2 separate regions of the Homo sapiens genome follow, and region 1 is linked to region 2. The links are chromatin contacts, found by Hi-C or POLR2A ChIA-PET in ENCODE. All regions are on one chromosome and are shown on one strand. The core of a region is the stretch at or near the end of the contact, and the rest is flanking DNA. Distances in the headings are between cores, read along the strand shown.

The links. Hi-C counts contacts between places; a loop is a spot of excess contacts on that map. ChIA-PET counts read pairs that join two places held with the same protein, here RNA polymerase II (POLR2A). Pooled maps may share reads with other maps.
Region 1: a loop to region 2 is called in a pooled map, with 2.8 times the contacts of the local background. The contact joins two enhancer-like sites. A Hi-C loop is called at or near these places in 3 of 168 maps with a recorded cell type or tissue (endothelial cell of hepatic sinusoid, mucosa of descending colon and naive thymus-derived CD4-positive, alpha-beta T cell), 4 of 37 single-sample maps with no recorded cell type and 8 of 50 pooled maps. POLR2A ChIA-PET finds 5 or more read pairs at or near these places in 3 of 52 experiments (CD8-positive, alpha-beta T cell, T-cell and activated CD4-positive, alpha-beta T cell).

Annotation. Positions count from the first base shown.
Region 1 is chr2:233,438,005-233,445,229 of GRCh38, reverse strand. It overlaps DGKD (diacylglycerol kinase delta), which reads right to left. Exons shown (of 30, transcript NM_152879.3): 9 at 6,851-7,013; 10 at 3,235-3,343. Among named protein-coding and RNA genes, the nearest start is that of DGKD, 87 kb to the right of the region's middle. RefSeq lists enhancers at 1,472-1,521, 1,542-1,651. Within about 2 kb of position 4,814, at least 3 of the 41 ENCODE cell types and tissues checked have a DNase peak (open chromatin) inside an H3K27ac peak, as active enhancers do.
Region 2 is chr2:233,329,044-233,336,010 of GRCh38, reverse strand. SAG (S-antigen visual arrestin) reads right to left here. Exons shown (of 16, transcript NM_000541.5): 9 at 6,434-6,518; 10 at 4,299-4,371; 11 at 912-1,049. Among named protein-coding and RNA genes, the nearest start is that of DGKD, 22 kb to the left of the region's middle. RefSeq lists enhancers at 5,752-6,533, 6,564-6,967. Within about 2 kb of position 4,295, at least 19 of the 41 ENCODE cell types and tissues checked have a DNase peak (open chromatin) inside an H3K27ac peak, as active enhancers do.

The sequences.
Region 1 (7,225 bases), core at 3,565-6,064, 110 kb before region 2:
CCTCCATCCACTACAGCATCTCACTCACTAATGCCAAATTCTTCTTCCAAAAACATCACTAGTATCACTTCTCTCCTCTAAATCCTATCCAAAAAAGGTGCCAGGACCATCCTCAGTCTGGAGGCTACCCTGGAGCCTTGCCAGAGCTCAGCCTCTGCCCGCCTGCCTGCTGTTCCAGGAAGAGACCTCATGCATTACTCAGGCCTCACCCTCCACCTGGATTCCCATTTCAGAGCTCCAATGAGATCCCACTACACCATTCCATTGCTTAGGAGGCCTCTTAAAATGCCCACTGCCCAGAGCTCACCAGCCTTTGACTCTGACAACAGAGTGACCAGGGCCATGAAGGCTGCGGTGGAGTGTGTGGGGAGGCGTTACTGTCCTTGAGGCAGGAAACCTGCCGTGGTCCAGCCTACAGCACCGTACAGCCCTCTGCCCACCAGGTGGAGGTGACCATGCTTGAGGCCCTGCCGCCTGTGGGGACAGCAAACACCAGGGAAGGTCCTGCCTCACCAAGGGGACATTTGGCAGTAGGGGAGGCAGGAGCGAGCAGGCCAGGACACCGGAGCCGACACACTAGATGGAGAGAACCCAGTGCTGAAGGGTGCCCAGAGGGTCTGAGGACTCCGCGAGGGCTTCCTGGAGCCTTAAAGGAAAAGGAGAGCAGCGCACAGCAGGCATGGATGGTGCTCCAGGCAGGGAGACACCACTGGGAGGGGGCAAGGCAGAGCTCAGTGAAGAGGAGGACAGCGAGGAAACAGGAGGCAGACAGGCAGAGAAGCAAGCAGGAGGCAAAGCTGGGACTCTTAAAGGTCTGGACTTTTCCCAGAAGCATCGTGCTTGGGGGGTGCACAGGCAGAAATGCCCCGGGAAAGGTCGCCTGGGTGAGCTGCAGATGGACAGAGGCCAGGGTACTGTGGGTGGCAGGACTGAGGACACAATTAGTGAGAAACAGGCAGGAGGAAGAGACGGACGAACCAAGAACAACTGTCCGATTTCCTGGCTCAGACATCTAGATGGATGATGTTTTCAGACTCGAAGGAAAGGAACGCAGGGTGGGGGCTGAACGTGGTGTAGTGTTGGAAACTCGAGGCACTAGGAGACATCCAGAGAGGCCCAAGGCTCAGCTATCAATTGAGGCGCCCCCAGGAGAGAGACGACAGCAGAAGCCCTGCAAGTCGCTGAGCGTTCAAAAGCGAAGGAGGAGAGGCCCCAGCAAGGCTCTGAGGACACAGCGTTAAGGGAAGGGTAAGGAGGGAGAGGCCACCATGGAGCAGTAGCAGCCAGGAAGACAAGAAACCCCGAGGCGGCAGGGGCCCAGCGAAGGCATGGCCACCACATCAGGTGTCAAAGAGACGCAGGGGAGAGAAATGTGTGCTGACCTTGGCTGAACGTATGAAAATCAGCCACAAGGTTCCACTGTCTTCCTAACTAGTGACAGTGAACTTGCAAGTAATACACAAAATCAAAAATTAGAGTAGTCTATGCTAATCCACCAGCAGGCGGCACCACTTCTCCTCCTGAGCCACTGGCCTCACGGCCCGAGCTGTCAAATCCACCCACCTGGAAATACTACCAAGTGAGCAGAGCTGGGTAGGCACCACAGAATCACTGAAAAATACATCCACGTCACACAGAAGACTGAATTTTTTAAAAATGGGGCCATAATAAACATAAGAAAATACAGATGCAAATCTTAATCTTGGGGTGTAGGCAGCTGCAAATATGACAGACGTTGACAAAAATCATGAAAGAAAAGACCACCCCCCAAAAAGGATGTTGAACTGACAAACGACAAACCGGGAAAAAAATATCTGCAGTGACAGATAAGAAGTTAATGTAACAATAATCCTCACACACCCATTTTTAAAGGAAAAAAAGGTGAATACTCAAAGAGAAAATGAGGCAAAAAAAAATATGAACAGGTGATTTATTTAAAACTTCATAACCAACTGAGGAGGCGTTCAACTTCACCAGGAATTAAAGAAGTAAAGGTCAGACATTTTTTGGTCTACTTAGCTGGACAAAAACTAAAGAGATGAACAGCTTGGATGGTGCACGGGGAAAGACAGCTTTAAAGGCATCAGGCATGGAAGCTGGCACAGCCCTGAGGAAAGGCAGTTTGTCAGCACATTTCAATACTTAAGCTTGGGTGCGCTCAGAGAGGAGACCACTGGGAAGTGATCTCCGTGCTCACACATGGAGGTGAGCTGGCCCTGGGCTCCCGGGTGTGTCCAGTGGAAAACGACACACAGATGCCTACTTACAGACACAGGCACAAGGTGTCTGCAACATCTTAATTAGTGGTTTTTTAAAAGCAGTAACAGGCCGGGCGCGGTGGCTCATGCCTGTAATCCCAGCACTTTGGGAGGCCAAGGTGGGCGGATCATGAGGTCAAGAGATCGAGACCATCCTGGCCAACATGGAGAAACCCTGTCTCTACTAAAAATACAAAAATTAGCTGGGCGTGGTAGCGTGCGCCTGTAATCCCAGCTATTTAGGAGGCTGAGGCAGGAGAATCACTTGAACCGGGGAGGCAGAGGTTGTAGTGAGCCGAGATCGCACCACTGCACTCCAGCCCAGCAACAGAGCAAGACTCCACCTCAAAAAAACAAAAACAAAAACAACAACAACAAAAGCAGTAACAGAATAGCCCGTTTAAATTACAAGTGCACTGTGCATTGTATGTACTGTGATCAAGAGAGGTCAGAGACAGCAAAATGTTGGCACTGGCTGATCACCTGGGGAGGCCGTGGCTTGGTGTGGAAATTAAATGACTATATGAACATTTTTATACACAATCAGGAAAATCTATTTTTATTTTAATACAAAAAACTAAGTCCAATGAACCATGACTCTGACTTGAGAAACTCAAGTATACTGCCGTCCCCTTCTCACAAGCAAGAGGCCTCAAGACAAAAATTACCCAGTAAAGCAACAGCCCCACCCAGCCCTGCTCCCCATGTGGGTCCTTTGTGGGCAATTCTTTTCGTAGCTCCCTTCAGGTCCCCCTCATACATCATGGCCAGAGCCCCCGGGCCTCCACAATGCCAGGGGGTGGCCCAGGCTCTCCCCTCTCTGCCCTGGCCACCAAACTGCACACTCCCCAAAACCACCAATGGTTTCTGGCCTGAGAACAGGTGCTCCGAGATGAACAGGAGCTGAGACTGCATGATTTCCCTCTAACCTCCGCACCCTCTCTGCTCCTGGCTGGGCTCCCTCCTGTCCTGGTACCTGTTTATGAAGGTTGAGGCTGTCGATTTCGGAGAGGACCCAGCCAACACTTCCATCCCCGCCACAAACCAGAATCCGGAATGTGTCAAACTTCTGGAATAACCGTAAGCTGCAGAGAAAAGAGAAAGGCCGTGAAATGACATCCATTCCACAGGACAAATGACAGGCTTGTCAGTACGGGGCTGAGGGGCCACCTGTGCTCCTCATGGCTGACCTGCACCAGAGGCAGAGCACGCACAGGCCCTGCCACGTGACACCAGCCGCCTCCACTCAGGGTCCACTTTGTCAAAGGGACGACAGCAGCACTGGGGTCCAGCCAACTGCTCCCACCAGCCACGCCCCACCCAGCGACAAGACCACTCAGCTTGGTGAGCCACTGCACGCTCTGCAGACATCACAGGCAAAGTGGTGGGCCAAAACTGCATCCCCTGCCAGGCTCACGGGCACAGCCTGCCGTGGCCCCTAACCATGTGAGCCCACCCTGCGTCACTGTCCCTGCCCCATCCACATGTGGCCCCTGCCAGCCTTCCCAGCATGCCCTCTGGGCTGCCTGCATCACCCTGCACCCTCAGTCTTGGCACTCCCCGGCCCTGGGCCACAGTCTGGCTTCCGCCCTGGCCCTTGTTCTGGTCACCCTGGAGCCCCAGGCTGCCTGACCTGCTGCGGGCTGCGTGTCCCCACTGCAGCACATATGCCTGGGCCCACTCAGTCCTCCGGTGATGTGACCCACGCCTCCTACCCTCCTAACTCCTCGGTTTCCTTCCTTCCTGGGCTCCCCCTGCCCCTGCCCAGCAGCGTCCCCACTCAGGAGACCAGTGCCGCTTCTGCTCACTCCTCATCCTCTTCCTGTGTGACCACATCCAGTTTCAAGGACCACACAGGTGACTCTGGATCAACAGCCCCCAGGCCACTCCTGAAAGCCAACACTTGCACCTGTCCTCCAGAACACACCACTCTGGTATCCCAGGGCACATCCAACAGGACACATCCCTACTCGGAGAATGGTAGCTCGACCACCAACCCAGTCCAGAGGCCAGACCCACCTCCTCTCAGCCTGCAGCCGACCCAGCCCCTCCTGGCAGCCTCTCCTCCACACCCAACCCAGCCACCCGCTCAGGTCACCACCGTGCTCTCGCAGAGTCCCACAGGAGCCTCAGTCACCTTGACACCCTTCCTGAAAGCTCCCCATGAGTTCCAGGAAGACCTTTCTAAAACACGAGCCTGGCCACGGGCCTTGCTTTATGAGGCTGCCCCTCATTTGCAGGAAGGAGTCGAACCTCTTGGCCAGCACCCGCAGCCCTCCCTGACGGCAGGTGCCACCTTTCTGCTGCTGCCTGGCCTGGCCCCACTGCATTCCCTCTTGCCTCGCCTCTGCACAAGCGGTGCCCTCAGCCCAGAAGCCTCCCGCCTCCCTGCAGCCTTCAGAACACTAGAGCTCCTCGGATGCCAGCTCGGGGAGACGTGGAAGGACGCCCAGTTTGACTTGCGACCCTGCCCCCACCGGGTTCCCAGAGAAGCTGTGTCACCCCCACTGAAGTGCCGGGGGACCCTGCGTGTGCTCCTACCCATTCCCTGCATCTGCACTCCCCGCCTGGCTCACCTGCGCACCCTGCCTCGAGCTCAGTGTCTGACCCAGAATGAGTGCTCAGAAGACAGACAGGCATAGGTGATGCGGCACCAAGCCCAGGCTCCACACAGAACACTGACACCTGTAAGGCCCCCTGCTCTCGGGAGAAGAGGTGACAGGTCAAGGCCAGGAACTGGAACATGAAGCAGTAGCTCCAGATTCTGCTGTGAGCTGTGTGAGATGAGCTGCTTCCAGAAATGGTAAATGACGACTCAACTCCCCTTACGCCGCTGTGGGGGCTTCCTAAATCATCCCATCTCATACTTAACTCCCACTACGAAACATGGGGTTTTGCTTGCACACCAAAATGAATATTTCGTTATTCTCGAGTTCAGCTGTGTAACCTGCCCTGCCCACAGCCATTTCACAGCATTCCTCCAACACCCCTGGTACCATGTTTAATAACAACCTCAGCCTGCTTGGTGCATTGTGATAACAGACGTATTATATCTCCACTTTCCCCACTTTTTAACTAAAATTATTTCTTTGCCAGGCAGTGTAATCCAACACTCTTGAGAGGCTGAGGCAAGAGGATCATTTGGCTCCAGGAGTTTGAAACCAACCTGGACAACACAGTGAGACCACTCTACAAAACATTTTAAAAGTTTTGTGAGGCTCAACAAAACATAAAAAAAAAAAATTAGCTGGGCATAGTGGTACACACCTGTAGTCCCAGCTACTCAGGAGGCTAAGGCAGGAGGGTGGTTTGAGCCCAGGAGGTTGAGGCTGCTGTGAGCCAGGATTGCACCAGTGTACTCAGCCTGGGTAACCTAGCAAGACTCTTGTCTCAAAAAACAGTAAAATTAAAATTAAAATATCTTGATCAGCCTACTAGTGAATGCAATCCTCCACCATTCAGATAAGAAGTCTTTCTACAGAAAATGTGGGAGTACTGCCTTTGCGGAAGCAGGCTGGAATGCTGCCATCTGTGACTGCTCTCCGACTGCGCCTGGCTGTGAGTGGGGATGAGCAACACAGAAGACACCCACAGGACCAACGACGAGCAGCATGTTCCTCTTACCCTGGCATGTACGCCAAGGACACGCAGGGAGCTGGCCGAGGTTCACATCAGAGTAGCCCCTGGCTCCTAATACACAGACCCCACTGACTCCTCCCAGAGAAATACAGGCCAGACCACAGGCTCTGCAGGCACTTCCCACTACGGGTATCCTGGACATCTCCGGCAGTGCCAGCAAGTCCTCTTAGAGCTCCGACCTGGAACTGATGCTTCCAGAGGAAGAAATTCATTCAAATGGCAAAATTCACAAAGGCAAATGTTTTCTACAAACTTATGAAAAGTAAAAAACTACAAAGAACACACATGGCTCTCCAGCAAGCAGAGGAACAGTCTAATCTCTGTGCTGCTGATGCACAGTGGAAATCGCTCTGGCCCAACGCCGCCCTTACGTGTTCCTGCCTTGCAGCACCTGCACACCGAGCGGCCTCCTGTGCCTCTCAGCAAACACTCCTCCTGGCCTCGCTGCAGGACAGCTTCTTCCTCAATGTTAGGCAGCTGTTACAAAGAACGAGGCACGCCAGGAAAATACACCCACAGATAGATAGATAGATAGATAGATAGATAGATAGATAGATAGATAGATAGATAGATAGATGATAGATAGACAGATAAATAAAAAATTATAAAATGAAAGAAAATACACCCACAACGTTGTATGCAGACACATACAGAAGGCATTTGTGCAACGGCAGGTAAAGAAGAATCCTGATTGGCTCAAAAGATGCACGTGCATGGGTGTGTGTACATGGATGTATGTACGTGTGTGCACACGCGCACTGTGTTCAAAGTTGGAAGGCCATGCACCTCTATTAAGAGTGGGCACCTCTGCAAGTGCAATTTGGGAAGGAAGCAGTTCAACTTTTCTTTCCTATTTAAAGCTTTGTGTCTTTGAACTTTTTTTTTTTAACAAGCACACACTATCTACACAATTTTTAAAACTCCAAGAAAGATATATTTTACAAGCTTCCTACCCGAGGTGTGGGCCTCCGTTCATGAGGTCGAAGACCTGGGCGGGGTTTAGTAGCTGTTTGAATCTTCTGAGGAACTTCACACCCTGGTTGTCCCCACTTTTTGAATTGACGAAGACCAACAGTGGGCTTGTGCAAGAAGGAGGACAGCTGGCCTTCCAGAACCCTGGACGCAAGAACGAACAGAAGAAAATATATAGGCCACGGAAGACGCTGAGGGCACCACTGATGGAATCAGCAGCAGCAGACCCCCCCAAAGGACACACACCTGACACATGCACACCTGTAAGTCAGGAGGAGGTCAGTGAACAGTTCCCCACAGCCGGTCTCCATGTGTGAGGCCGGGAGCCCCATCCATCTGACCTCCACATTCACAAG
Region 2 (6,967 bases), core at 3,046-5,545:
TCTGCCAATTGTTCACTGTTCCCCACTCTTGGTCTCAGAGAGTGTGAGCTACTGAGCATCGGAGTCATGGGGTCAAACAATCCAGTCTCCCAGCCATTGGCATCACCTCGGAGGTGGTCTACTGGGGCCACAGAGGGAACCCCCAGCATATCACATGGGGAGGTGGCAGTGAGTGGGCCTTGAGCCCACAGACATGCTCCCGGGAAGGGAAGCGCAAAAGCGTGGCTTGGAAGGACAGTGGACGCTGACTTGGGAACTTCACTGTATAGTCTTCGCTAGATCTGCTGCCCAAATTCAGCCAGTCGTCCTTTGAGTCAGGGTCAGCAGATCAGTACTTAGTTTCATTTAAATTTAATGGACATCTAAAGTCATTAGGACCTCCTGTTCTTTACAATTCCTGATGGAAATGGACGAATGAATGAATGAATGAATGAACACAGCCAAGAGCATTACTCAGTTTACATGCTTAGGGCACCACACTAGCTAGTGATACTTCTAAAAACAGTAGCTGACATTCCTGGAGCACTCTCTGTGTGTCAGGCCCCACGCTTCACATGGATTGTCTCACTGAATCCTTATAATCACTCTATGAGACTTGAACTATTACCGCCCCCACTTTACAAACAGGAAAACTGAGGTTCTCAGAGAACTCAAGGTGTTTTCCCAGGGTCAGCAGCAGAGCTGGGGTTAGCGCACAGCTGTCTCCAAGGCCCATGGGTGTAACCCCCACATCACACCAGGGGTGAGAGTGGGATCCTTGTGTGGGCCCGTAGATATGCACTCCACACTACACACGCCAGACCACCATGCTGCACGTGCGTGCCTGCGAGCCCAGCAGGGTGATGTGAAGGGAAGCAGACCAGCACCAGCCCGCCCTGCCAGGGCTTATTCCCTGAGCCTCGAGGACTCACATGGTGCTGGAGGCAAGGTTTGTGTCCTCGTGCTTGATTTTCCCATCCAGGGCAATGCCTCTCCTTTCTCGATTGTTAGCCAGCAAGGGCAGCAGCGTCAGCGTCTTGGTCAAAGTGCTGTTTGGTGGCACTTTTTCTCTAGAGGAAGAAGAACAGAGGAGATTTATAACCATCAAAGCTGCCATGGACCCCATGAGCCCCTATTTGACATTAGGCATTTTCCAGGATCCACATCCCCTGATGGACCTCCTGGGAAGGTGGGTTCAAGAGCCTGGGAACTTGACTTACGAGAAGCAGAACAGTGCTTGTGAAATCTCAGGGTGGGCTGGCAGCAACAGGAGGATATTTCTTCAAGCAACTCAGCCTATTCTGAATTGCTGAATTTCTAGAATGTTCTATGGAGTTAATGAGACAAACTGGCTCAAGAGTCAGAGACCACAGCCTCCTCCTGAGACTTTGTGAACCACACGGTGGCCTGCAGAACCTTCTGGTTGGTGTCAGCAACGAGTCCAGGCCAGAAAGCCTCTTGTCACCAAAAACTGTCACTATAAGGGGGTCACAGTGTGACTGTGTGGTAAGTTGTCTAGAGGGGCAACGCAGGGACCCACAATTTGTGGATCACACAGACCGAATAGCTTGGGTCCAAAGCAGCACATGCTCTTTCTCTACTGGATCTTCTTCATCATCAGTCGGGGTATAGATTTCTCAACATCTGACAGATGGCGGAGACCCTGTGCCAACAGGCGGGTCTGGGATCCAGCTGGGGACACAGCAATGTGTGTTTCTCCAGGCAGACACACGGCAGCATGGCCAGGATCATGAAGCAGCCTCTGCGGCTGGAGAGTTGGCTCCTCCACTCACGTGCATGCTGTGTGCCAGGCCAAGTGCTAAGGCCTGTCCTCAAAACTCTCACCTTACCCTCATCAACCCCATACCAAGCAGGTGCTCCAAGATCCCCATTTTCCAGACGGGAAGTGTGCCCACAGTCACGTGGCTGCACACTCTCTGACAGCAGAGCCCATTCGTGCCGGAAGCACACCCTCCATCCTGTGCCTAGCCAGAACAAGGTGGGGTGTGGCCAGCATCAGGACCATTCTAAGGCTGTCCTGAGACAGCTGGAAGTCTGAACTGCCTCTCTGGGAAAGGACTTCCTTTCCCTAATCAAGTTTCCCTGGATAGGTAAAAGCAGCTGTCCCCTATCCTGCCTCCAGTGTCTACAGGAAGCTCTTTACAGAAATCTGCCAGAGCCCAAGGTGGCCCACATCCTACCATCTGGGTCCTGGTGGAACCTCTCTTAATGAGCGTAATTTGAGCATTGAAAAAAGCAGAAACAGCATTGTAAAGATGGCTGGAATAGGAAGAGGGCCCTTGGGGTTGGGCTCAGAGGATGGACTTTTTGTGTTTGTGCAGAGCTTGCCAAAGGACTATGCCAAGGCTCTGGGGCCACTCCCCAGAGCTTCAGGATGTGGGTTTGGATGGTGGGGAGCAGCTTGGGAGTCAGGTCTGTCCTGGTTCCGTGGAAGCCTGCCCACTAAAGCCCCAGAAGCCACAGGGCTCTGGGACGATGGCTCCTGCTCTGCAGCTTTCTGAGTGGCCTCTAGCTTCAGACTTGTCAGCATGGTCCAGTCCAGCTCCCAGGCTCCTCCAGCCTTTGGGGGACTTTGGAATGCTTTCCAGTTTCCTGGGAATCTTTGACCCAAAATGCACCCAACACTTTGAAAGAGGACCAGGTGATGGAATACATATTAGGGGAAAACTCAGCCAGGATCCTTTGCTCCCATGTTGCTGAGCACATGAGGAAAGGTGAACCAGGGCCAAGACCCCTCCAGGGCACAGGGATGTGCGAGGATCCCCTAAAGGCAGAACAGAGCCCAATCTTGGCAGAAAGGAGGCAGTGAGTGGTGGTTCTTTCCTGTCTCCCTCCCTTGTAGACCTACAGTTTGAATCTGTTTTGAATAACAGTAATAGTTTCTCCTAAAGTTGCCTTTTAAATATTCCCATATAGGCCAGGTGCGGTGGCTCACGCCTGTAATTTCAGCACTTTGGGAGGCTGAGGCAAGCAGATCACCTGAGGTCAGGAGTTTGAGACCAGCCTGGCCAACAGGTGAAACCCTGTCTCTACTAAAAATACAAAATCAGCCAGGCACGGTGGCTCACTCCTGTAATCCCAGCACTTTGGGAGGCCGAGGTGGGCAGATCACCTGAGGTCAGGAGTTCGAGACCAGCCTGGCTAACATGGTGAAACCCCATTTCTAATAAAAATACAAAAAATTAGCCAGGGGTGGTGGCGTGTGCCTGTAATCCCAGCTACTCAGGAGGCTGAGGCAGGAGAATCACTTGAACCCAGGAGGCAAAGGTTGCAGTGAGTCAAGATCGCGCCATTGCACTCCTGCTTGGGCAACAAGAGCAAAACTCCGTCTCAAAAAAAAAAAAAAATACAAAATTAGCTGGGCTTGGTGGCGGGCTCCTGTAATTCCAGCTACTTGGGAGACTGAGTCAGGAGAATGGCTCGAACCTGGGTGGTGGAGGTTGCAGTGAGCTGAGATCTCACCACTGCACTCCAGCCTGGGCAACAGAGTGAGACTCCATCTCAAAAAAATCTATCTATTACCTTATATTATCTTAAGGAATCAGTTGTCTTTCATCATTCCCCTACCCTAACCTTCCTCTAACCCTGATAATATTTTTTACATACAACGGTGCTTAGAACATGCCAGCAAGGCAAAGAGTTAAGACCTGGTCGAGCTATCCTCTCGGGGGGCTGGAGGTGGGAGATCATCGCCCCCCACTCCAAGCCATGTATTAAATGAATCTATTTGACTTTGTGGCACACAGCAAAGCTGGGCAGGTCTCTCAGGCCAGCATAAAGGAACCATGGCAGGATTCTCATTTGTTTTTGATTCTAACAAAGGGGAAAAGTCATTCACAACAACAGGCTAAGAACAGATATATTCTAATCCAGTTGTCACTGGTATAAGATTTCAATTTGAGATCAAAAGATAGGGAATCCTAGCCTGGGCTGACAGTTCATTTGACCATCTTCTGGGAGGTGGAAATAGTACCAAATTCCTAACAATTCATTCCAAGGATAAATAGAAAAAGCCAGCTGATCCCATGGTGACATTTCTGTCTTTATTTCTCTCCTCTGCGTCATTCTTTGGCTTGCATTAATCCTCAGAACTCCTGTAAGATGGGCACAGAGGGGTGTGGTAGATGCAGAGCTAAGATGCTAACTTTCTGTGCAGCCCTCGAAGGGAGAAAGAGGAAGGAAGTGGAAGGCTGGCGAGCTAGCTGAACATTCTAGTTCCTTCTTCAGCAATAAACGGCGAGAAACTTGACACAGAAGGCTGAGACGCCCAGGAAACGGAAACCCCAACAGCTACTCACTGCGCTTCCTCCATAGCCACGGGCTTGACGTAATAATCACTCGAGTAGAGAACCACATTGGCCACCTGTTCCACTGCAAGGGGAAGACGGGAGTCCGGTGGTCAGCACTGGTCCCCCAACACGTGCACTTTCCCTGCGGCCTCCCAGGGTACACGCTGGTCTCTCCTCTCTGATGATGGTTTCCCTCCACTTCCAAGGCTAGGCTTTCTCAGCCCTCAGCTTCAAGGCTGGGGTTTTGAAGTCCTGTCTCCAGGCCATTTCTGGTCACCCATAACCTGCTCTGTATCAACTCCCACCCATGTCCCCTAAGGCTGCAGCTCCTGGGAGACCCCTCCTTTCCCCTGCTCAGCCCTTTCTAACATCCTCCATCTTACTTCATGAACATTGTCCTTCCTGTCCTCCAAGAGACTAGCTAGAGGCAGTACAGGACTGGTTGGTGGGTGGAACGTGGTGGATAGGAAGGTGGGCCTGGAGCCAGGCTGTTTGGGTGCCAATCTTGGCTTAGCCACTAACTGTGGGGTGAATTATTTATCTATTCTAAGCCTCAGTTTCCCCATCAGTAAAATGGGGGTAATAATTGCATCTAACTCATAGGGACGTTGTGATGATTAAAAAGATGACTTTTAATCACCTTTAAAATTAAGCTTGAGGATTTTTTTAAAAAATAAAGGCAGGGTCTCCCTATATTGCCCAGGCTGGTCTTGAACTCCTGGGCTCAAGGGATCCTCCCACCTTGGCCTCCCAAAGTACTGGGATTACAGGCGTGAACCACTGCACTCAGCCAAAGTTTGAGGATAAAGAAACAATTTGTGCAAGGCATGCAGTACAGTGCCCAGCCTATAGAAAGCAATTAATATTTTGTTTTTAAAAAGTTAACAGCTATCCGGGTGCAGTGGCTCACACCGGTAATCCCAGCACTTTGGGAGGCTGAGGCGGATGGATCACCTGAGGTCAGGGGTTTGAAACCAGCCTGGCCAACATGGCGAAATCCCCATCTCTACTGAAAATACAAAATTAGCCAGGCAAAATTGGTGCACGCCTGTAATCCCAGCTACTTGGGAGGCTGAGGCAGGAGAATGGCTTGAACCCAGGAGCTGGAGGTTGCAGTGAGCCGAGATCACACCACTGCACTCCAGCCTGGGTGACAGAGGGAGACTGTGAAAGAAAGGGAGGAAGGAAGGAAGGAAGGAAGGAAGGAAGGAAGGAAGGAAGGAAGGAAGGAAGGAAGGAAGGAAGGGAGGGAGGGAAAAGTCTAGAATTCCTTAGTCTGCACGCATCAGGATTTCTGACCCTCATCTGTGATGACTCACAGGGAAAAGTGGTATATGACACCTAGGGCCACTGCTCACCCTGGCTTGCCCGGGAGAGCCCATTTTAGGACTGGAAGTTCCACATCCTCAGTCCTGGGCCCTGGGACAGTCACCCCAAGATGCATAAGTCTAACTTTGTCTTGGTCATTGAATGTTTGAGTTAAAAAGTGAACTTAGAGGTTACCCTCACAGGTCATTCCATCATGTCTTCCTCATGAAAGAGCCAAATAAGACCATTATATAAGACCCCCTGTGCTTTGATGCTTTTTGAGCTTAGTTAATGTGTGGGAACAACAGGCAGAAGGCACCTCCCCTGTAGGATATGGGAAGGTCAGCCATGACATGATGGCCATTTGAGCCGAGACAGTCACACTTCACCATTTACAAAGCGCTTCCATGTGGGACCTCCTTCAAGCCACACAAAGCCTGGGAAGGTAGACAAGGAGCCCCTGCTGTGGATGCCAGCTGGGATCACAGAGCCCACAGCATGAGTCCACAAATTAGGCCTCACCCACAACAATGTGCTGCATCTGTCAACCACAATGAGCACTGTGGGGCCCTCCAGGAAGGCATAACCATGGAAAGAGATCACTTGCCAGGAATTTTGTTCCAAGACAAAAACCAGCCGTAAGTGGGCAGGAAGTTGAATGAGATAACTTGTAAGGCCTTTCTCCCTCCGCAGTCCTGCTGCCTATGACAGCAGAGACAAGTAGCCAGTTCCAAGGACCCAGAAGGGCCTTATCAGACCAGAGAAGTGACCTCTCAGGAAACAGGATCAGAAATTCTAGAAGACTATGCCCTCTACTTCTGAGAAGAAGGTCCTACCGAATGCTTTAATCTTCTTCACGGTCTTCTCTGTGTTATTGGTGACAGTCACGGTCACAGGGATGGGCTCCCCATGGAAATAGATCTAGAAAAGTCAGCAGATAGGTCAGAAGAAGAGAACAGATGTGGCGGTGTCTTTAATCTTACTGCTTTCTAGATTCATCTCAATCCCTTTCACTGGAATAAAAGCGGCAGAATTTAAGGAAGATGAAGTGATAGCAATACATTTCTTCTAAGGAAGGGCCTGAAACACATTCCACCCATCTGTGGGAAGCTGGGGAGGGGAACAGAGTTCCGATCATCACATCGGAGGAGGCCAGGGGTCAGGAGGTTATGGGGGCAGGATGAGTGAAGTGAAAGGAAACCACTGGGAAAGCCAAGTGCTGGCATCCCACCCAGCAGAGCCCGTGTAACACAGCCCCTGGCACACCCACACACGTGTATACACACAGTGCACAAATGGCTGACTGCTGACCAGAGGAACCAGAGCCAGCCTTGGCCAGCAGCTCTCACCTTTTCCCACCATGACACCCC